2 separate regions of the Homo sapiens genome follow, and region 1 is linked to region 2. A link is a loop called in an ENCODE intact Hi-C map of the cell type or tissue named here. Cell type or tissue: mesothelial cell of epicardium. All regions are shown on one strand. Links, peaks and the distances in the headings refer to the core of each region. The heading gives the core; the rest is flanking DNA.

What was found. Hi-C counts contacts between places; a loop is a spot of excess contacts. Peaks named below come from ENCODE experiments on the same cell type or tissue, not always from the same donor. Only the 100,000 strongest peaks of a DNase experiment are listed, where the experiment ranks them.
Region 1: a loop joins it to region 2, with 21 times the contacts of the local background. A loop is called at or near these places in 1 of 110 quality-filtered maps.

The regions. Positions count from the first base shown.
Region 1 is chr4:111,614,879-111,619,278 of GRCh38, forward strand. No RefSeq gene overlaps it. Among named protein-coding and RNA genes, the nearest start is that of LINC02945, 500 kb to the right of the region's middle. In mesothelial cell of epicardium, for the core only: no CTCF peak of the experiment used is centred there; no DNase peak of the experiment used is centred there.
Region 2 is chr4:110,675,980-110,680,379 of GRCh38, forward strand. No RefSeq gene overlaps it. Among named protein-coding and RNA genes, the nearest start is that of PITX2, 55 kb to the left of the region's middle. In mesothelial cell of epicardium, for the core only: no CTCF peak of the experiment used is centred there; a DNase peak (open chromatin) is centred at 2,755.

The DNA.
Region 1 (4,400 bases), core at 262-4,261, 940 kb after region 2:
GTTAATCACCACCATCTCAGCCACCATCATGAATTCTATTATTTCAAGATATTATTATCCCCATTGCTATCAAGGAATCCAGTTCTGCAACAGCATCTCCTATTATCAGCCATGGCCTACGAAAGAGAGTCACACTAAGATTTCAATGATACTGATACCTCTGTCACCAGTTCATTTATTACTTACATTTTAAAAAGTCTTCTGGGCCCTTTTGGACAATATATCCAGATACTAGGTTTTCCAGTCTTATATGGAACTATATGGTACTACTTCTCTGAAGTAGATACCATGCCCACTTCTATGAGCCTATTGATCCTATTCTCTACTATCTTCTAATGCAGTGCCAGCATTATTTCTTCATTTATTACAAGACTTTGTCCTGTTTTTTCCCTCTTAGTCTTCAATAACCATCTTAGCTCTTTGCTAACACCATATTTGGGATTGACGTCAGTGTTTTAAATTCTGTATCACAGGAAAGTGTTTCCATATTGAAAAATTCTTCCTTATTCAACTTGGTAATAACTCTCCTTACTCAATCTCTGTCCACTTGATCCAGTGCCCTTAGGATCACGTCTCTTGCATACTCCTTAGATTCTAGCCAGTATGTTAGCCACACATTGCAGCTCCTTTGGCACTAGTCCCACTCCTGCCTTAGGAAGCCCAGCAATCTTCAGTTGGGCTATGCTGGGATTTGATGTTTGCTGTTGCATTGGTTGGCCAGAATGGAGGTGCTAGATGCTGAAAGGGGCATGTATCGTCTTATAAGCTACCTACCTCACACAAGATGACTTCTCTGGTCTTCAAGCAAGCAGTCTTCTAACAAGGGAGCACTCTTCCAATAGACGGCCACATCTGCAGGCCCAGGAGGTTTAGAGGAATCGGGGAGTTTGTTTCTCAACTGCATCTACCCAGAATTCCCCATTCACAGTCTCAGGATTCCATTCTTTCCCTGATTTTGGCATAAGAGGTATGCTGGCAGTAAGAATTCAACTTTCTCTGAAGCTGCATTACTCTTAGGATTAAATCCTGAGCCTGACTCTTACTTCTGTCTGCCCTCAGCTATGACATGAAAGTTTCCTTCAATGCTTCCAAAGAGGCCCTCAGGCTTTCACAAATTGGTAATTCATCAGCCCAAGCTTATCATTATCTCTCTCAGTGCTCTGTAACAGCTTCACAATTCTGTATTCCTAATAATAGTTTTCTCTCATTTTTCTCATGCCTCTCAAGCATCATCAAACATACTGCATCCTGCTAGTGCAGTATCTTCCTCAGTACCCCACCTCAGTTCGCCACCAAGACAAATTCTAACAATTTCAGGGGCTAGCCATCCTCTGCCTACCACCAGTGTTGAAATTCTTAATGCCAATAAGTCAATAAGTAATCCACCTCAAAAATGCTATCTTAGGTTCTTCTTCCTAGAACCATTCCTGGTACCAAAAGTTCTTGATTGGGTTTCTTAGATACAGAGCCTGAGACAGAGAATTGCATAGAAAGGTTTCTGGCTGAATACTCTCAGAAGATATACCTGGAAGAAATTGAGGAAGGCAATGTTGGGCAAAGGAGGAGCTTGACCTGCATGTGGTTACAACTGAGGTTTCAACTAATCCTGCAGCCCCTGGAGCCAGGCTGCGCCTTTATTATCATCTCTAATTGAAGCAAGTTGTCTCAGTTTTTTTATCCCCATCTCAGTTTCTTTAGCCCCACATCAGCCAGTGATTGGTCCACAGGCTGAGTCATGGAAGGGAGGCATAACCTTGTGAGAGGCAGTCCCTATGACCTCTGGAAACTCCTAGTGAGGTGCACGGTTGTGACTATCAGCAGCAGATATTCTCACTAGCCAAGGGGATGAAGGCACAGCACAAATAAAGGACTCACTACAGCTGAAAACAAGGTGAACTTAAGAAAGCCATAAATGCCCTTCTTAAAAAAAAAGATGGAAATGAAAAGGGGATTGGATGGTGGTGATTAAATTATTTATTTAAATAATATTACTGTTTTATTATAATGTAGTGGTAAAACAATTCATATCCAATACTGTATAGTATCACTGCATATTACACAAAAACATACCCACTAATGAGTTTATAAAGTGTTGCATAATTTTGGTAGTTGGTCTTTTAAAATGCTATGTATTATTCAGAAATTTACAAAAGACTGTTATATAAGGATTTGAATGTTTTAGGGTTTTAAGTGGATTGATATTTTCTCATCGGATACAATGGCATATGAGTTCCTGCTCTCTGAGTACATTTTCAGGAATGATTTGGGAATCTATATTCTCCAGAAAGAGTAACCCTATTAGTTGTCTTACCTTAGGAGTAATTAATAATATGAGATATTATTAATAAATAAGAGTTCTGAGTATAGGGCAAAGGGATAAGAAAAGTCACTTATGAAGCATTTCAAGAAAGAAATTTTGACTTTTAGTTCACTTTGAACCATTATTAAAAGCCTACTGTGTAACAGGCTTTGTGCTATGTTCTAAGTATGTATGAATAAATAAAGCGTAAGTTCCATCCTCAAGGAGGTTTCTGTATAGTAGGGAGACACAACAAGGTAAGCAAGTGACTGCAGTTTAATTTGTGAGATAGAATAGTAGCAGACTTATTGTGGTGCAAATATGGAAATGATCAACTGTGGTTGATCAGTGAGGAGAAAACCTCTGAATGGGGACTTGAAGTATGAAATCAGTTTGCAATATATGTGTATGGGGAGGCAAGGAGGATTACGGGGATAACAAAAAGGGAATTTTAACAAAAGAGAGATCTATTTAAAGGTACTAGAAGAGAAACGGAAAAAGGGGGAAATCTTGAAGATTAGCTCCAGAAGAAATTGAATAGGTAACAAGATTGACATGGAATGAATGAGACCTAATTAGGAGTTTCTGCTCTTTACTCCCCAGCGTCTTTTGATTATATCTTTTAAAGCAATTATTACATTCTATGACAACTTCTCTATATTATACTAAGAGATCGGTGAAGTTAGAGTTTGTGTCTTGGTCACCCCTCTATTCTCAAAATCCCTGAAACCTAACATTATGCTTGATACACAGTAATATGAATGTTTTGAATTTCATATAGATAAAATGTACCAAGAATAAATACTAATGATAATAGTAATAATAATTAACAGTTAATATTTTGGGAGCATTTAGTATTTATATTAGTAAATAATGCAAAGGCATTATTTAGATTTATTTAATTTGCATAACTCTATTACTTACATACAATTATTATTCACAATTTACAAATAACAAAACAGAGGTACAGAGAAATTAATAACATATCCAAGGTCAGAGAGCTAGTGGATGGTGTCCCATCACTTAAATCAGAAAGTGTCTGGGTGCATGAAGAGTTAGAAGTGAGGACACAGGGTATAGAAGAAGGGTTCAGAAAAGAAAGTATTCAAGGCTAAGGAGGAACTGTGTTTCACAGTATGATCTAGGCTGACTGGAACTAGTCCGCTTTCTCTCCTGTGGGTTCTGCAGGTTGTTGGCCCTCTGGCTTGAATGCAGATTTATTAGGTAGCTGGCAATCTCACCCAATTTTGATGTTCCTAGTCTCTTCCACATAATTCACCCAAATCAGCAAATATCTTTCCAGCCTCTTCTTACTCTCTCCTATCAGGAAAAAGAGAACAGCGAGGAGAAAAGGATAATAGAGGAAAAGAGCAGAAAGAAGCCATTTATATCTGACTGCTGCTGTGGGAGTTACAGAATCTCCTTCTTCAACTTGGGCCCTTTGCAGGTATTCTCCAACCTCTTTGTCTATATTTTGATGACCTTACTCATGAGAACTTCTATACTAAATCCCTGTAAAATTCTAAGTACTTCCTGGTACTTAGAATTTTAAACTTCTTCTGGATAGTTTTCTCACTTATTTGGGTAGAAAACTGTAATCTCTTTCTGTCGATGTGCAGTCTCATTTCCAAACATTTTATTTATACACAGAACCCATAACCTTGTGAATCCATCACTCCTTCACTCGGTTCTATCCATTATCTTCAAGGAAATGGACATATGCCCTGTTTCAGGGTATAGAATATGTTTCCATTTCTGTTCTTTAAATAGCATACCCTAAGTAGGGCAGGCGGGGGGCAGTTCAAGGATGAAAAAGGATTACAGAGACTGATGATCCACCTCATCATTAGTCTCCACCTGATAAAACACAGAGTTCGAGAGAAGAGGATGATTCATGTTACTAAGGATTCCTGTAGTTCACCAGCTTCCTTCCGTCTTGACTTTCCCCTTTGGAGCCCATGTAGTGTTTACAAATCCTCCCTCCCTCGATGTCAGACCAATGAGAACAGGGATAAAGTACCCTTTATCTGGCAAGCAGAAAACTTCTCCCACACTTGCCTGGCAATAATCCAACACAAATGTAAGCCTCGAAGTTGTGCAG
Region 2 (4,400 bases), core at 315-4,314:
ACTGCATGCAAACATTCAACCTAACTTTGATTAGTACTGGGTACGATTTATTTTAACCTCAGGTTTAGTGCTCCTTTCTTTTATTAATGTAGTGACTGCTTAGGATAGGTAACTATCCTAAGTAGGAGAGAGAACTGAGAAATGTGCCCATAATAATCACTTTCAAACTATCATTAAAACAGACAATAACTCTTTCATCATTTTTTGTATCTAAAGGATTAAATTGATACAATATTCTTACCATGCCAAAAAGTACACAATTATTTAGAGAGCAGAGATCATATGTTTCCATGAACCAGTATTTCCCTATTGAATGGTAATGTTTCTTTTAGTAACAAATGAGTTCTTATACTTAATATTAGGGCAAGTGCTTGCTACAAAATGTCAGTAATATATTCATGAGGTGAATCACTTTGGAACAGTCTTTTAAGCAATTTCTGAGCTTGTGGCTTGCCCTCTTTAGAGTGGCCAGTGACTTAGTCCCTCAAAAATGAGGATGCAGTTCAGGTAGAACAGGAGCCCTGAAATTATACAAAGTGCTAGAAAGTATTAATAGTTGGAGTTGAATTGAGGAGACAAGAGGAAGGCTTGTCACAAATGACTTTTTAGAGTTGGGTCTGTGGCAGAAACAGCCAGTTGTTCCCTGGTATCTCCTCTCTCCTGTTTCTATGGAAGCAGAATTTTTAGCTGGGCCTCTTGTGCAATTGGTGTATACATATGATGGAATTCTAGCCAATAAGATATTAGCAAGGTTGCTGTGTGCAACTTCTAGATTGTGTTCTCAAAGGGAGAGGATGTGCCTTTCTGTTCTCTTCTTGTCCCTGCTGACTGGAATGTGTTAGGAGAACTGGAGCTGAGGCAGCTGTGATTGAGCAAAAAGCTAGAAGGAGTCCAGGATCCTGGCACTACAGAACTGCTGTACTTGCATGACTTCTGGGACTGCACTTGAGAGAGAAATACACTTCTATTTTGTTCAAGACACCACTATTTCAGGTCTGTCTATTACAAAAGCCAAACTGATATACCACAAATACAGGGGACAGAGTCCTTCCATTGGGTCAGTCTCCAAGCCTTTTGGTTCAGCACCACATGTGATTAACTTCTGGGATAATGGGACTCACTTTATCATCATCATCATCACCACCAGATACTTCCAGCTGGGGAGGCATCCCTTCTCATTCAGTTGTAGGTCCAAACTGAATCCTAGCCTCCACCCATATTTTTCTACTGCTAACCTGGTAAAAACCTTCCCAGGTATTTGGAGGCTGTTATTGACTGACAAAATTCATATTAAAAGCCAATCTCCATTGTGGTGGTATTAGGAGGTGGTTAATTTAGGGGGTGATTAGGTCATGAGGAATCCACAATCATGGATGGGATTAATGCCCTTATAAAAGAGGTTAAAGAAAGCTGCCTTGTTTTTTCTGCCATCTGAAGACACAAAAGGCACCATCTATGAGGGATGGGTCCTCACCAGACCTGGCATCTGCTGGCACCTTGATCTTGCACTTCCCAGTCTCTTGAACTGTAAGAAATACATTTCTGTTGTTTATAAATTACTCAGTCAAAGGTATTTTGCTTTAGCAGCCAAAATAGATTAAAACAGAGGGGATAAGTAGATTTACAAGATAAATACTTTAAGTATTGAGTAGATTTCACAAGACTGATTTTTCCTGTCCACAATCCCTTGAGCCTCCTTCAGACTTCAGTAGAAAGTACTGACCTCCAAAATCTGAAACCTTCAAAGAAGATGCTCTGCTCCCACTGTCATTTTTTAAAGTTTATTCTTTCTGAACCTGAGATCTTGCATAGCAAAGAACCTATTCTAGATATTTAGTGGGGTATTGGAAGCATTAGAAATCGAACTTATTTGCATCATATTTATGTGATTCAACTACATTTATCTGATTTATCTAACTGGAAGCCCTTGTTTTTTGTATTTAGATTTTAATCTCTCTGCTTTGTTTCTTCATACAGTGAAGTGTCAGAGGCAACATGTTGGTAGAAGAGCTCTGGTCAGGAATTAGGAAACTGGAGAACTCATCCTGGGTGTGCTGTTTACCAGCATGGCTCTCTGACCCTCAATTTTCCCAGTCAAGTTGGGATTTTAATATTTTCTCTCAGTGCCTCAATTTACTATTCTGTGATTAACCCTTTGGTGCATGGAAATAATGAGAAAAAAAGTGCCTTGAACATCATGAAGTCTTATATCACCGTAGGTTAGAAGGAGTCTCCGTGAATTTGCGCTGGCAGTCTTCGTGGTGAAGTTGGATTGTTAATTCTCAGTCACAAATGTGAACTTGCGTTCCTGCCAACAGATGCTCTCAGCAAGTTTCTCAATAATTTATATACTTGTACCCTTTTCTCTGGACAATTGCCTCCTCACTTTCCCCCCCAAATAGCTATCTAGATATCTAGATAATTTCTTTTAAGTTACCTTTAGTTTTGTCTATAAAAGATGATTTTACAGATTCAGGTCTTAAGACATATCAGTGTTTACCCAATGGCACATAAGAAATGTTTTGGTCATTTCTGGATTTAAGTATAGTTACTCTCCTTTGAAGGCAAACACATGTTCCCCTTGGATAAAGGAGTTAGTGTTGGTTGCTCCTTCCTTTCTGCTTCCTCACTTTCTATTTTCCTTTTTCATATCATTTGCTACCCAGTATTGTCATAATGGGGTCACAGTGAAGAGCAGCAGGGACTTAGTCTCACTAACTGTTGCACCTCGGGCTTGGCACCATGCCAGGCATCTAGCAGTTTCTCATTCCATACATGTTGAATGAATGAATGAGCAAATGTGAAGGATAAATTTTCTATCTGGGACAGGCAGTGTGGCAGTAATACAGTACAGATTAGTGTTCAGATTGGCTGGTGATTGAATGGCACTGAGTCAGTCTTGCCTGTGTCACTGAAACTGAGACCTCAGAAGTTTAGCTTGATAGAATAGACATGGGTTAGAGGAAAAAGTTACTGATGTTGGAGCAGGAAATACAGCATGGAAAACAGAAGTAAATGTCTGTGGAAAGGAGCTGGGGAGCTTGAAACAGGTCTGGTGCTGTGTCAAGCTTACTGCTGCAGCTCTGGGAAATATCTTGTTCAGAACCATACACTTCAGGCTCTGTAAGTAAATCACTGAGAATTATTTATTTCTGCTGTGTCTTTAGGCTTTTTTTTTGTTTTTGGCCATCATATAGGAAGAGTGGATTCCTTTAGAATATGACATTCATATCTTCCTCTTCTCAGACATTTGAACAAGTAATCATCTATCTCAGAAGCATTACTGGTTTTTTTTTTAGCCAGACAAAACTTAAAATATCTTATCTATTACAAATTGCTTTCAGGATAATAATGTTGTTCTGTAACTTTATTTGATGACTCTTCACAGTAAGTAGACAAATAATTTTTACGTGCCAGGTCATTTAAAAAACCCCTCCCGAGTAGGGATCTCTGTAGGTACATAAAAGTAAACAATTAAGGGAAATTCTCATTAAGAAAAATGTCTAATAGAATTAGAGAGAACCTACTTTTTGCTACTTTAATTCCATGCTCCCCTCCCCCAGCTTCAACAATGTCACCAGGTTGAGAAACAGAAGGAGAAAAAGATTAATCATTAGTAAAAACACACCCTTCTGCCCCTCCCCCTGGCATCCTGAAATTTGAGTGAGTCAAAAATATGTAACATTTAATCAGAGGAGTTGATTTTTTCCCATTCGTGTACTATCCCCCCTTCCTCTCTCCATTCCCTTTTGAAAGGGGAAGGTGATTTTTTTGGCTTCACTCATGTCTAGTCAACCTTTATCCTCTCCCTTCTCCCTTTTCAATCTCTAGGGTGTATTTTGGAGAAAACCTTCCCCGACCCCCCCTTTCTGGCATTCATTATTTTCTTTACTTTTAGACACTAATGGTTTCAAAACCAATCTCAACACATGACTCAGTTATTTTAGAAAGGACTGTACTATATCTTTTTAGATCCTTTTCAGGCCTCACATACAAACTTCCAAATGTAGGCTAAGGACGTGTTCCTTTCTTTGTATGTTTTCCTGTACCAATTTTTCAGTAGTTGGTTAGCTGGCCAAAAACGTTTATTCTAATAAGTGTATCAAAGTGGCTTTCTCCCCATCTCTTACTCCCTCCTTTTCTTTGTTCCTTCCTTTCCTTTTTTCTTCCCTCCCTTTCTCTCTTTATTCTTTCTTCTCTGGTTTTACTCTCTTCCCCACTTAGATGCTCAGAACTTGGATTAGGTGCTAAGAATAAAAAAAAATGATATGATAAAATCCCAGCCCTCAGGGAACTCACAATTATCGATTAACTGTGAATTCCCTTGCAATGGAACAAGTGTCCTAAAAGGGGGGTGGAATGGTGCCCGGGAAGGAAGACCAGAGAAAGCCCTACTGCCA